Linked DNA regions of Homo sapiens: region 1 is linked to region 2. A link is an interaction called in ENCODE POLR2A ChIA-PET data of the cell type or tissue named here. Cell type or tissue: Caco-2. All regions are shown on one strand. Each heading gives the region's core, and the rest is flanking DNA. Links, peaks and the distances in the headings are about the cores only. Region 1 has its middle 12 kb from the start of DNAJB13. Region 2 has its middle 8.2 kb from the start of COA4.

Region 1 (5,376 bases), core at 67-5,066, 70 kb after region 2:
TACACCTCCCAGACGGGGTGGTGGCCGGGCAGAGGGGCTCCTCACTTCCCAGTAGGGGCAGCCGGGCAGAGGCGCCCCTCAGCTCCCGGACCGGGTGGCTGGCCAGGCGGGGGGCTGACCCCCCAACCTCCCTCCCAGACGGGGCGGCTGGCCGGGTGGGGGGCTGACCCCCCCACCTCCCTCCCGGACGGAGCGGCTGGCCGGGCAGGGGGCTGAGCCCCCCACCTCCCTCCTGGATGGGGCGGCTGGCCGGGCAGAGTGGCTCCTCACTTCCCAGTAGGGGCGGCCGGGCAGAGGCGCCCCTCACCTCCCGGACGGGGCGGCTGGCCGGGCAGGGGGCTGACCCCCCCACCTCCCTCCCGGACGGGGCGGCTGGCCGGGCGGGGGGCTGACTCCCCCACCTCCCTCCCGGACGGGGCAGCTGGCCGGGCAGAGGGGCTCCTCACTTCCCAGTAGGGGCGGCCGGGCAGAGGCGCCCCTCACCTCCCGGACGGGGCGGCTGGCCGGGCGGGGGGCTGACCCCCCCACCTCCCTCCCAGATGGGGCAGCTGGCTGGGCAGAGGGGCTCCTGGCTGGGCAGAGGGGCTCCTCACTTCCCAGTAGGGGCGGCCGGGCAGAGGCGCCCCTCACCTCCCAGACGGGGCGGCTGGCCGGGCGGGGGGCAGAGCCCCCCACCTCCCTCCCGGACGGGGCGGCTGGCCGGGTGGGGGGCTGACCCCCACCTCCCTCCCGGACGGGGTGGCTGCCGGGCGGAGACGCTCCTCACTTCCCAGACGGGGTGGCAGCCAGGCGGAGGGGCTCCTCACTTCTCAGACGGGGCGGTTGCCAGGCGGAGGGTCTCCTCACTTCTCAGACGGGGCGGCCGGGCAGAGACGCTCCTCACCTCCCAGACGGGGTCGCGGCCGGGCCGAGGCGCTCCTCACATCCCAGATGAGGCGGCGGGGCAGAGGCGCTCTCCACATCTCAGACGATGGGCTGCCGGGCAGAGACGCTCCTCACTTCCTAGATGGGATGGCGGCCGGGACGAGGTGCTCCTCACTTCCCAGGTGGGATGGCGGCTGGGCAGAGACGCTCCTCACTTTCCAGACTCGGCAGCCAGGCAGAGGGGCTCCTCACATCCCAGACGATGGGCAGCCAGGCAGAGACGCTCCTCACTTCCCAGATGGGGTGGCGGCCGGGCAGAGGCTGCAATCTCCGCACTTTGGGGGGCCAAGGCAGGCGGCTGGGAGGTGGAGGCCGTAGCGAGCCGAGATCATGCCACTGCACTCCAGCCTGGGCACCATTGAGCACTGAGTGAATGAGACTCCGTCTGCAATCCCGGCACCTCGGGAGGCCGAGGCTGGCGGAACACTCGCGGCTAGGAGCTGGAGACCAGTCCGGCCAACACAGCGAAACCCTGTCCCCACCAAAAAAACACGAAAACCAGTCAGGCGTGGCGGCGCGCGCCTGCAATCGCAGGCACTCGGCAGGCTGAGGCAGGAGAATCAGGCAGGGAGGCTGCAGCGAGCCGAGATGGCAGCAGTACAGTCCAGCTTTGGCCCGGCATGAGAGGGAGACCGTGGAAAGGAGAGGGAGAGGGAGACGGGAGAGGGAGAGGGAGAGGGAGAGGGAGACGGGAGAGGGAGAGGGAGACGGGAGAGGGAGAGCGAGGAGAGATGAGATTTTAAACACAGCACTCCTTTTTCCCTATATGAGTGATGTGAGATTCTTTTTTTTTTTTTTTTAATTGAGACGGAGTCTCGCTCTGTTGCCCAGGCTGGAGTGTAATGGCATGATCTCAGCTCACGGCAGCCTCTGCCTCCTGGGTTCAAGTGATTTCTCCCTACCTCAGCCTCTCGAGTAGCTGAGATTACAGGCCCCTGCCACCACACCTGTTTAATTTTTGTATTTTTTTCTGTAGAGACGGGGTTTCACCATGTTGGCCAGGCTGGTCTCGAACTCCTGAACTCAGGTGATCCACCAGCCTTGGCCTCCCAAAGTGCAGGGATTACAAGTGAGCCACTGCGCCCGGCCTGAGCCAGTGCACCCGGCCAGATGCTTTCTTAACATGTTTCCATTTGAGGGGAGTAAGAGGCTGACTGGTTGGGTGTGGTGGCTCATGTCTGTAATCTCAGCACTTTGGGAGGTGGTGGCGGGTGGATCACTTGAGCTCAGGAGTTCAAGATCAGCCTGGGCAACATGGTGAAACCTCGTCTCTACCACAAATTATTTAAAAAAAAAAAATCGGCTGGGCGTGGTGGCTCATGCCTGTAATCCCAGCACTTTGGGAGGCCGAGGCTGGTGGATCATGAGGTCAGGAGTTCAAGACCTGCCTGGTCAAGATGGTGAAATCCTGTCTCTACTAAAAATACAAAAATTAGCTGGGTGTCGTGGCACGCACCTGTAATCCCAGCTACTCGGGAGGCTGAGGCAGGAGAATCACTTGAACCCAGGAGGCGGAGGTTGCAGTGAGCCGAGATAGCACTACTGCACTCCAGCCTGGGCGACAGAGCAAGACTCTATCTCAAAAAAAAAAAAAAATTATCTGAGCATGGTGGCATGCCCTCGTGGTCCCAGCTACTCTGGAGGCTGAGGTGGGAGGATCACTTGAATCCAAGAGGTGGAGGTTGCAGTGAGCTGTGATCATGCATCATGCCACTGCGCTCCAACCTTGGTGACAGAGTGAGACCCTGTCTCAAAACAACAACAAAGAAGAGGCTGACTGAAGGAGTAGTACTTAGGGAAGATACTGCTGAAGAAAAAGAATGGGGAGAGGGAGAGAAAAAGAAGGTTATATTGTGTGGCATTGTGCTGGGGTGATCAGACCCAACACCAGGTCGTGGGGGTTATGAAGTCCGGTGGAGTCAAAGGAATGAGACAAGACAAGAGTGCATAAAGTGGGTCCAGGGGGCCAACACCAGTATGGCAGCTGTGAAGGCCCTGAGCTCTGGAAGCCCACATTATTTTTTGGTGATCAAAGAAGCAGGTGGTGAGGACGTGAGGATGTGGGGGTAGAAAGGAAGCAGTGCATCAAGCGTTTGACCTATAGCTGTGGTGGTTTAGCATTTTCTTTTAAGCATATGGAATATGCTCTGCTACTCGAGATAATGGAGAACATGTTTTTCTACCTCAAGATGCAATCAATTTATGAGCCTGGGAGAGCAAGAAGCAAGGAGCCAGCAAGTCTAGACACATTCCAGAGGCCATGAGGTGTTTTATGCCCTCAGCCCTGGATTCCATCCAAGCCACGAGGGGTTTTATGCCCTGAGCTTAGATTGTGGTGCGGCAGGGCAGCCTTCCACTCTTTGGCACAGAGCTTGGTGTTCCAAAGGCCATGAGGGGTTTTAGACCCTGGACTCAGGACAGTTCCAAGACTCTTTTACATTATGTCAGACAAGCAAGTCTTGCCTCAGCCCTTCTACCAACATGTCTCCCTTTTCTTTTTTGCAAAACCGCCACAGCTATCATTGCTTGTTCTTGGTGGCGGCTTTCTCTCCAGAGGTGGCTTCTGCATTTGCCAACTAACATGAGACAGCACAAGCACATAATTATTAGAATAAAGTTTACAAATGTAGAACTTCCAGTGGCCTTAATCCATTTAAGAGGATTGACTGCAGACAACCCATCAGCTGCCTTGCTCAAAATATCGGTTCCAGGGAGCAGGGTTAAGTGAGCCTGAGAGGTTTCAAAAACCTGCTCTTTTAGTTTTACGATATTGAGGGTGAGATTTTCCTCTTTTCTTTCCAAATGGTGTTTAACTTTTTCCCATTGGTGTTCTGTTTCATTATAACTATGGAGAGTGATACAAAAATCAGATGTATCCAGTCACATTGTATTTGAATTCTATTTTCTAAACTCATAATACGAACCCCCATCCAAATTACAGTCTGATGGAGATCATTAATTTGATTAACTATTTTTTGATCTGTTTGAAGCTGAGAGTTCCATAATTTTGTGGAATTTTTCTGCCACTTATCAACAAATTCAGCAGTTTGCACAGATGACTGTAAAGCTACACCAGCTACTGCAGCAGTAGTAGTAACAGCAGTGAGGCCAATTATAGCAAATGTGAGAGCCACTATAAATCTTTTTGAATGGGATAAAAGTTTCCTAAGGATTTCAGTTATAATATGAATAGTGATGCTTCCCATGGTCTATTTAGAGACACAGGGATCCAAACTCCTTCCCTGGCTCTAATTAACAGAATAGTTTTTTTTGTTTTGTGGTTTTTTTTTTTTTTATCAAAAGTTGAGTTAATGCAGGTAAATAGGCGACATTCTGGGCAGGTAACAGAGTGTGTATTTATATCAATAGTAACATTTCCTATTGCTAACATAAAAGGTGGTCGAATGCAACTTTGAATCCAAAACGTCCTGTTGGAAAGAAAAGAAAGAGCATATTTATCCTTACCTCCCTCCCCACTGTACTTTTCATATTTACCCTCCCAAATTTTAATTGGACTTTGAGCTACAGCTAATTTTCATAATTCTGAATGTTCCTGTCCTATGGCAGGAGATATCATTTTTGGACTAGGGGCGATAATGCCAGCAGGATTCCATATGATAGGGGCATCAGCTTCCATCTGAATGTATTGTGTATGATTACATTGCCAGCGATTCCATCAGTTTGTTAAATTTGCTTTACAAGAGGGCCTTCTTGTGCAATTTGGTTTAAAAATCCCCTTAGGGGACCAATCAATGACAATTCCATAGGAATTCTTTTGTAGCACCTCAGCCTTACTTGCTATATAATCTTCTCAAGTCCAAGTATCTACACCTTCAAACCAAACTTTATTTTTCTTACATTTGAGCTTGTTTGGACAGAATTGCTGAGTTTTAGGGCTGGAATGGTTATATGTTAAATTTTGCCCTGAAATCATTTGTAAAGCAGCCTGTGATTTATTTTTTCCAGGGATTACTGCCAACCAGACTTGTGTGCCAATTTGTAAGCATCCAGCGGCAGGTCCCAGGCATATTGGAAGATATTTATATCCTATTGATATATTCATTTTCATCCCTTCCTCATTAGAATGCATTGGCCTTGATTATCTATGGGCTCAGGCATCCAGGTACTGTTGTTGGTGTACACCTCAATAACCGGGTCCATCCAACTCACAGACCTAATTAAAGGAGGAAATGGGACATATGCCCAATAAGTAAAATTTTGAGTTGCTCCTACAGTAGGGAGGCTTATCGCCACAGTGAGTACTGCCAGCATGGCCACCATTAAGTTACTAGTTGTTTTTGGTTTGTTCTGTGCTCTCAAGCTGTCCTCTGCCATCTGCGCCAGCTTCTTGATTTGTCCCCATGTTGGAGGATCCGCCTGACGAGTATTCTCGGTCTTCTCTTTTGTCTCTGAGATGTTCATTCACGCCATCACTCGTATTGGGAGCTCTGG
Region 2 (5,376 bases), core at 146-5,145:
GTGTTCAAGCAATTCTTCTGCCTCAGCCTCCTGAGTAGCTGGGATTACAGGTGCCTGCCACCAAGCCCGGCTAATTTTTGTATTTTTAGTAGAGACGGGGTTTCACCATGTTGGCCAGGGTGGCCTTGAACTCCTGATCTCAGGCGATCCGCCCGCCTTGGGCTCCCAAAATGCTGGGATTAGAGGCGTGAGCCACCGCCCCTGGCCTTAAACATTTTTAAATGAGTAATTCAGTAGCATTTATTTAGTACATTCATAATGTTCTGCAGTCACCAGCTCTATCTAGTTCCAAAACCCCTCCCTGCCATTGGATCAGAGCCATGCTTATTCACTTACATACTGTCTCTGGTTGCTTTAATGTTACAGTGGCAGAGTTGGGTAGCTGTATGTGTATTGCCTCTATATCATATGGGCAATGGGCAGTGTCACATGTTTTCCATTTGGAAACCTGGAAAAAACAGTCTTTTCCAGTTGCTCAGCTGTTATCAATATGTGGAAGCAGGAATCAGGATTTCATAAACTGACAAGATAGTGGAGCTTAAGGACTTTAGGATGCAGCCAACCTAATTGTCTCTTTTAGCTAGTACAGGTTAGGGGCCCATAGAGGGCAATCCTTTGCCCAAGGTCATGGGATATGTCACTGGAAAAGGGCAGCAGGATTTAAATCTCTTGATTCCTAGTCCATCTTTTTCTATCACATCACTCAGGGATGAGTCAGGCTTCTTACACAGGAGGCAGCTGGATTCTGTCACCTTGGAGCTCTTGTGTCACTGACCTAGCTGATGATTTATCCTCTCGCCAGAGTCAGAGAACTTTTGTTGCTCATGATTAGTTTGCCCTGAGACAAAGGGAAATTACTCTTAATGCCTTATCCTGGTAAGAGGGACTGGAGATACTCTGATTGCCAGAACCTCAGGGTTACAAAACAACTGTGAGCTTTGACTCTTCTGGAGGGAGGTCCAGAAGGAAATGGATGTTCTTAGGATCACATGGCAGTGAAACCAAACGGAACACAAGTCTTCTGGCTCCAGGCTGAAAATACCTTCCCTTCCCTCCCTGAGACAACCTGCTAAAGGAAAAGAGGCAAACAAACCTGGGTTGTGCTGGCTTCCACATTTATTCATTTTGAAGCTGAGTTATTCTGGCCTCATTGAACCTCAGATTTCTGATCTGAAGAGTGAGGATAATCCCTTTTTAGGGATTTGAGATGGAGATAATATAAATATAATGAGCTAGTAATGCTCAGTAAATGTTGTATTTCCTTCCCTTCTAAAACTTCTTTGGCATACTCTTAAAAGATTTTTTTCATTGAGGTATAATTTATATATAGTGACACATAGATCTTCAGTGTACATTTGATCAATTCTGAAAATACATCTACCTACCCATGAAACCCATACTTGTATCAAGATAAAGAACATGTCCATCACCCCAAAAAGTTCCCTCATAATCATCTTTTTCTTCCCCCCGCCTCCCCTGCCCCGAGACGAAGTCTTGCTCTGTCGCCCAGGCTGGAGTGCAGTGGCACAATCTTGGTTCACTGCAACCTCTGCCTCCCGGGTTCAAGCAATTCTCCTGCCTCAGCCTCCCAAGTAGCTGGGATTACAGGCATACGCCACCATGCCCGGCTAATTTTTGTATTTTTAGTAAATACTAATTAATTTTTTATTTTTAGTTTCACCATGTTGGCCAGGCTGCTCTCAAACTGGCTGGTCTCGAACTCCTGACCTTGTGATCTGCCGGCCTCGGCCTCCCAAAGTGTTGGGATTACAGGCATGAGCCACCGCACCCGGCCATCTTTCACATTTTCCCCAAGAAGTCACGACTAACGTCGTTTCTACCGCCATAGATTAGTTTTGCCTATCTAGTACTACATATAAATGAAATATCATACAGTATGTATTCTCTTGTGCCTGACTTCATCCATTTAGCATAATGTTTTATCCCTTGTGTTCCATTATCAGTAGTTCATTCCTTCAGCATGCTTTTAGTTTTGAATATCCTAGTTGGGGTTAAATTATGCCTAGTAGTGCCATGAAATCACAAGGGATAGGTAGGAGAGAAGAAGGAATGTCAGTGGATTGGGAATCAGAATAAATGGGTTCTAATCCTGGCTCTATCAATACATAACCTTGGGGATAAACTATTTTGGTCTTCATTTTACAAATGTGTTAACTGGCCCAGGGAGAGAAAGAGACTTGTCTAAGGTCACCTAGTTAGCCAGTGGCAGAGCCAAGGATGGTTTAAGGTCACACAATTCCTGGTTGAGTGCATATTACTGAGATTTTTAAAAAATGATTTTTATGTAGATCACTATTTTTTTTTTTTTTTTTGAGATGGAGTTTTGCTCTTGTCACCCAGGCTGGAGTGCAATGGTGCAATCTCGGCTCACTGCAACCTCCGCCTCCCAGGTTCAATCGATTCTCCTGCCTCAGCCTCCTCAGTAGTTGGGATTACAGGCACCCGCCACCACACCCAGCTAATTTTTGTATTTTTAGTAGAGACAGGGTTTCACTATGTTGGCCAGGCTGGTAACTCCTGACCTCAGGTGATCCACCCGCCTTGGCCTCCCAAAGTGCTGGGATTACAGGCGTGAGCCACCATGCCTGGCCAGATCACTAACTTTCAAGAAGGATAGGATGCCTGGGTAAAATGGGCAGTTTTCCTAGTTGAGGCCAGCAGATTTCTCAGCTTCGTTTTCATCCCTTTCCTCTGGCTGAGGATGACTTGTTCCTCCACCATGGAATCCTGGGAATGGCCAGCTGTAGATTCTGAAAAGGTATGTTTTAGACACAGAGAAACAAATCTAGGTATTTTGGCCACTCAGATACTAGCAATGCTGAGGCCCCTGGGTCCCCTCTGTTTCTAGTGTACTTAAGGAAAGCTTTCTGAGCTTGTACTGGGTGTGCCTAGAACTAATCCTGATGGACAGACACTGGAGACAGAGGTGGCCAATGTGTCTTGTGCTTGTTTAATCTGTACTTTGATCTCTTTGTGAAATTTTTGTTTTCACGTGTCTGATCTTCTTGCAGAATCTGAAATGATTCATTTGACTATAATAATCCCCGTGGAGTAACTTTCATTCTCAGACATTTCAGCTCATTTTAGGAAATCAGCTCACCATTTAGACAGAGTGCCCAGGATCTGAAGAATGAAAACTCTTCAAAAGATAGCTGCTGACAGGGAGGAATCCCTGCTACTTCCTCTGCTTGCTTTAAGTCCTTGCTGAGCGAGGAGGGAGCCCCAGCATTTTCTACAGGAAAATTAAAGGATTCAATCTGGACTTGCTTCAGTTCTCTTTGGGTTTCTGAAGTCAGCAGCTCAAGGACTTAGTCTGGCAACTTTATGGAGAGAGGGTGGGAGGAGTATCTTCTTACTCATCTAGTAAAACACATTGCAGTGCACCTTTGTACCGAGCACAAGGCCAAGTCCCCAGCCAAGGACCTTGAAAGGAAGGGCTAAGGCTAAACCATGAGTCTGCCCTAGGCCTAGCCAAGATAGGCATCAAGCCAAGAGGTCTCTCCACTCATCCCTGGCACCAAGCCTCTAAGCAGAGGCAACCCAAAGCTGCCAGAGTTAGATCCTATAGGGACAGGTATGAAGCACCTTAAAGTTCAGCTCCTAGATTGTGGGCTGCAGAGCTGAGACTAAAGAAAAACATACCAAGCTATATCACTGTGGGCAACTTGCACTAATTAATTGCAAAAAGTTAATTTCCTTTTTGCAAAGTGCTGACAAAAGCAAAGTAATATTTACACAGTCAATGTGGTTACTCACTACTGTGTGTTAAGCACTGTACTGGGCAACAGATGCTTGTGAGAGTAGAGTAGAAAACAGCCTAGGCTTTAGAGCAAGACATACTTGGAGTCTGATCCCCAGTCTGAGCTTTATTTCCTCATCTAAAGGAGAGTGAATGCCATGTTCAGAGGATTACAAATTAGATTAGATAATGTAACTCAGGACAGTCACTAGCACACATTAATAGTGATGATGGTAATAGCTAACGTTCACTGAACACTTACTATGTGCCAGATGCTGTTCCTAAGCTAAACCAATGTTTAACTCAATCTTTCAATAATCCTATGAGGAAGGCCTATATTCGTTTTGAGGCTTGTGAAAAAGGTACTATATATGCATTTTTACACAGGTAAAAACAGATCCTGGGATGTTAAATAACTTGTCCAAAGTCACAAAGCTAGTCAGTGGCGTAACTAGGATGTGAAGGTAGCACATCATTGGGATTGAGAGCAGGCTCTGGAACCAGATTGTCTCAGTTAAATGCCCAATAAATTTTAACACTTTTTATTATTAGTTACGTATGTTTCATTCCCTCATTTATTTGGCTTATGACATATGAATTATCCCCATTTATCTGAGGGAACAGGCTTGGATGGCAAGAGTCCTCTTTGCCTGATCAAATACGTTCTGTGACCCACCCCATGCTAACTCCCTATTAGAGCCAGTGTCCTTCAAAACATGCTTGCTCCACTTAGCTGGTCTGGAAGCCATCCTTCCTGCCAAAGAGGTCTTTTATGCTTCTCTCTGCTGCTATCACCCCCTCCTCCATAGCCTACTATTCTTTCTTACACAAAATACACGCATTCCTGTTATAAAAGATTTGAATACACAGCAAATAGAGTCCTTACTGATGGAAATTGACATTGGGACCATTTGTTTACTATTATAAACAATGCTGCAATGAACCTAATAGTATGTATGTCTTATAAAAATACATTTCTGGCCAGGCACAGGGGCTCATGCCTGTAATCCCAACACCTTGAGAGGCTGAGGTGGGAGGATCACTTGAGCCCAGGAGTTTGAGACTACCCTGGGCAACATAGTGAGACCTCATCTCTACCAAAAACAAAAACAAAATTTCTCTTGATTATCCATGATATAGAGCATATTTAGTTTCCTATGTTTTGTGGTTTATTTGTTCACTATTTTTTTTTTTTTTTGAGATGGAGTCTCGCTCTGTCACCTAGGCTGGAGTGCAGTAGCAGGATCTCAGCTCACTGCAACCTTCACTGCATCCTGGGTTCAAGCAATTCTCCTGCCTCAGTCTCCCAAGTAGCTGGGATTACAGGCACACGCCTATCTAATTTTTTTGTGTTTTTAGTAGAGACGGGATTTTGCCATGTTGGCCAGGCTGGTCTCAAACTCCTCATCTCAAGTGATCCACCCAGTTCTGCCTCCCAAAGTGTTGGGATTACAGGCGTGAGCCACTGCGCCTGCCTTACTTGTTCACTTTGCTGTCAAACTATGTGCTTCTTGGTGGCTTCCAGGTACTTTTAATTCTGGATGGTAATCTTTTCTGTTATAATTTACAAATAGGTGATGTCTACTTCATCTTTATTATCTATTTATTTATTGAGA

Evidence for each region. ChIA-PET counts read pairs that join two places held together with the same protein. Peaks named below come from ENCODE experiments on the same cell type or tissue, not always from the same donor. Only the 100,000 strongest peaks of a DNase experiment are listed, where the experiment ranks them.
Region 1: POLR2A ChIA-PET joins it to region 2 with 5 read pairs; 7 of 35 experiments call an interaction of 5 or more read pairs at or near these places.

Annotation. Positions count from the first base shown.
Region 1 is chr11:73,936,102-73,941,477 of GRCh38, forward strand. No RefSeq gene overlaps it. Among named protein-coding and RNA genes, the nearest start is that of DNAJB13, 12 kb to the right of the region's middle. RefSeq lists an enhancer at 694-1,328. In Caco-2, for the core only: no CTCF peak of the experiment used is centred there; no DNase peak of the experiment used is centred there.
Region 2 is chr11:73,865,972-73,871,347 of GRCh38, forward strand. No RefSeq gene overlaps it. Among named protein-coding and RNA genes, the nearest start is that of COA4, 8.2 kb to the right of the region's middle. RefSeq lists a silencer at 653-947. In Caco-2, for the core only: no CTCF peak of the experiment used is centred there; DNase peaks (open chromatin) are centred at 2,918 and 3,457.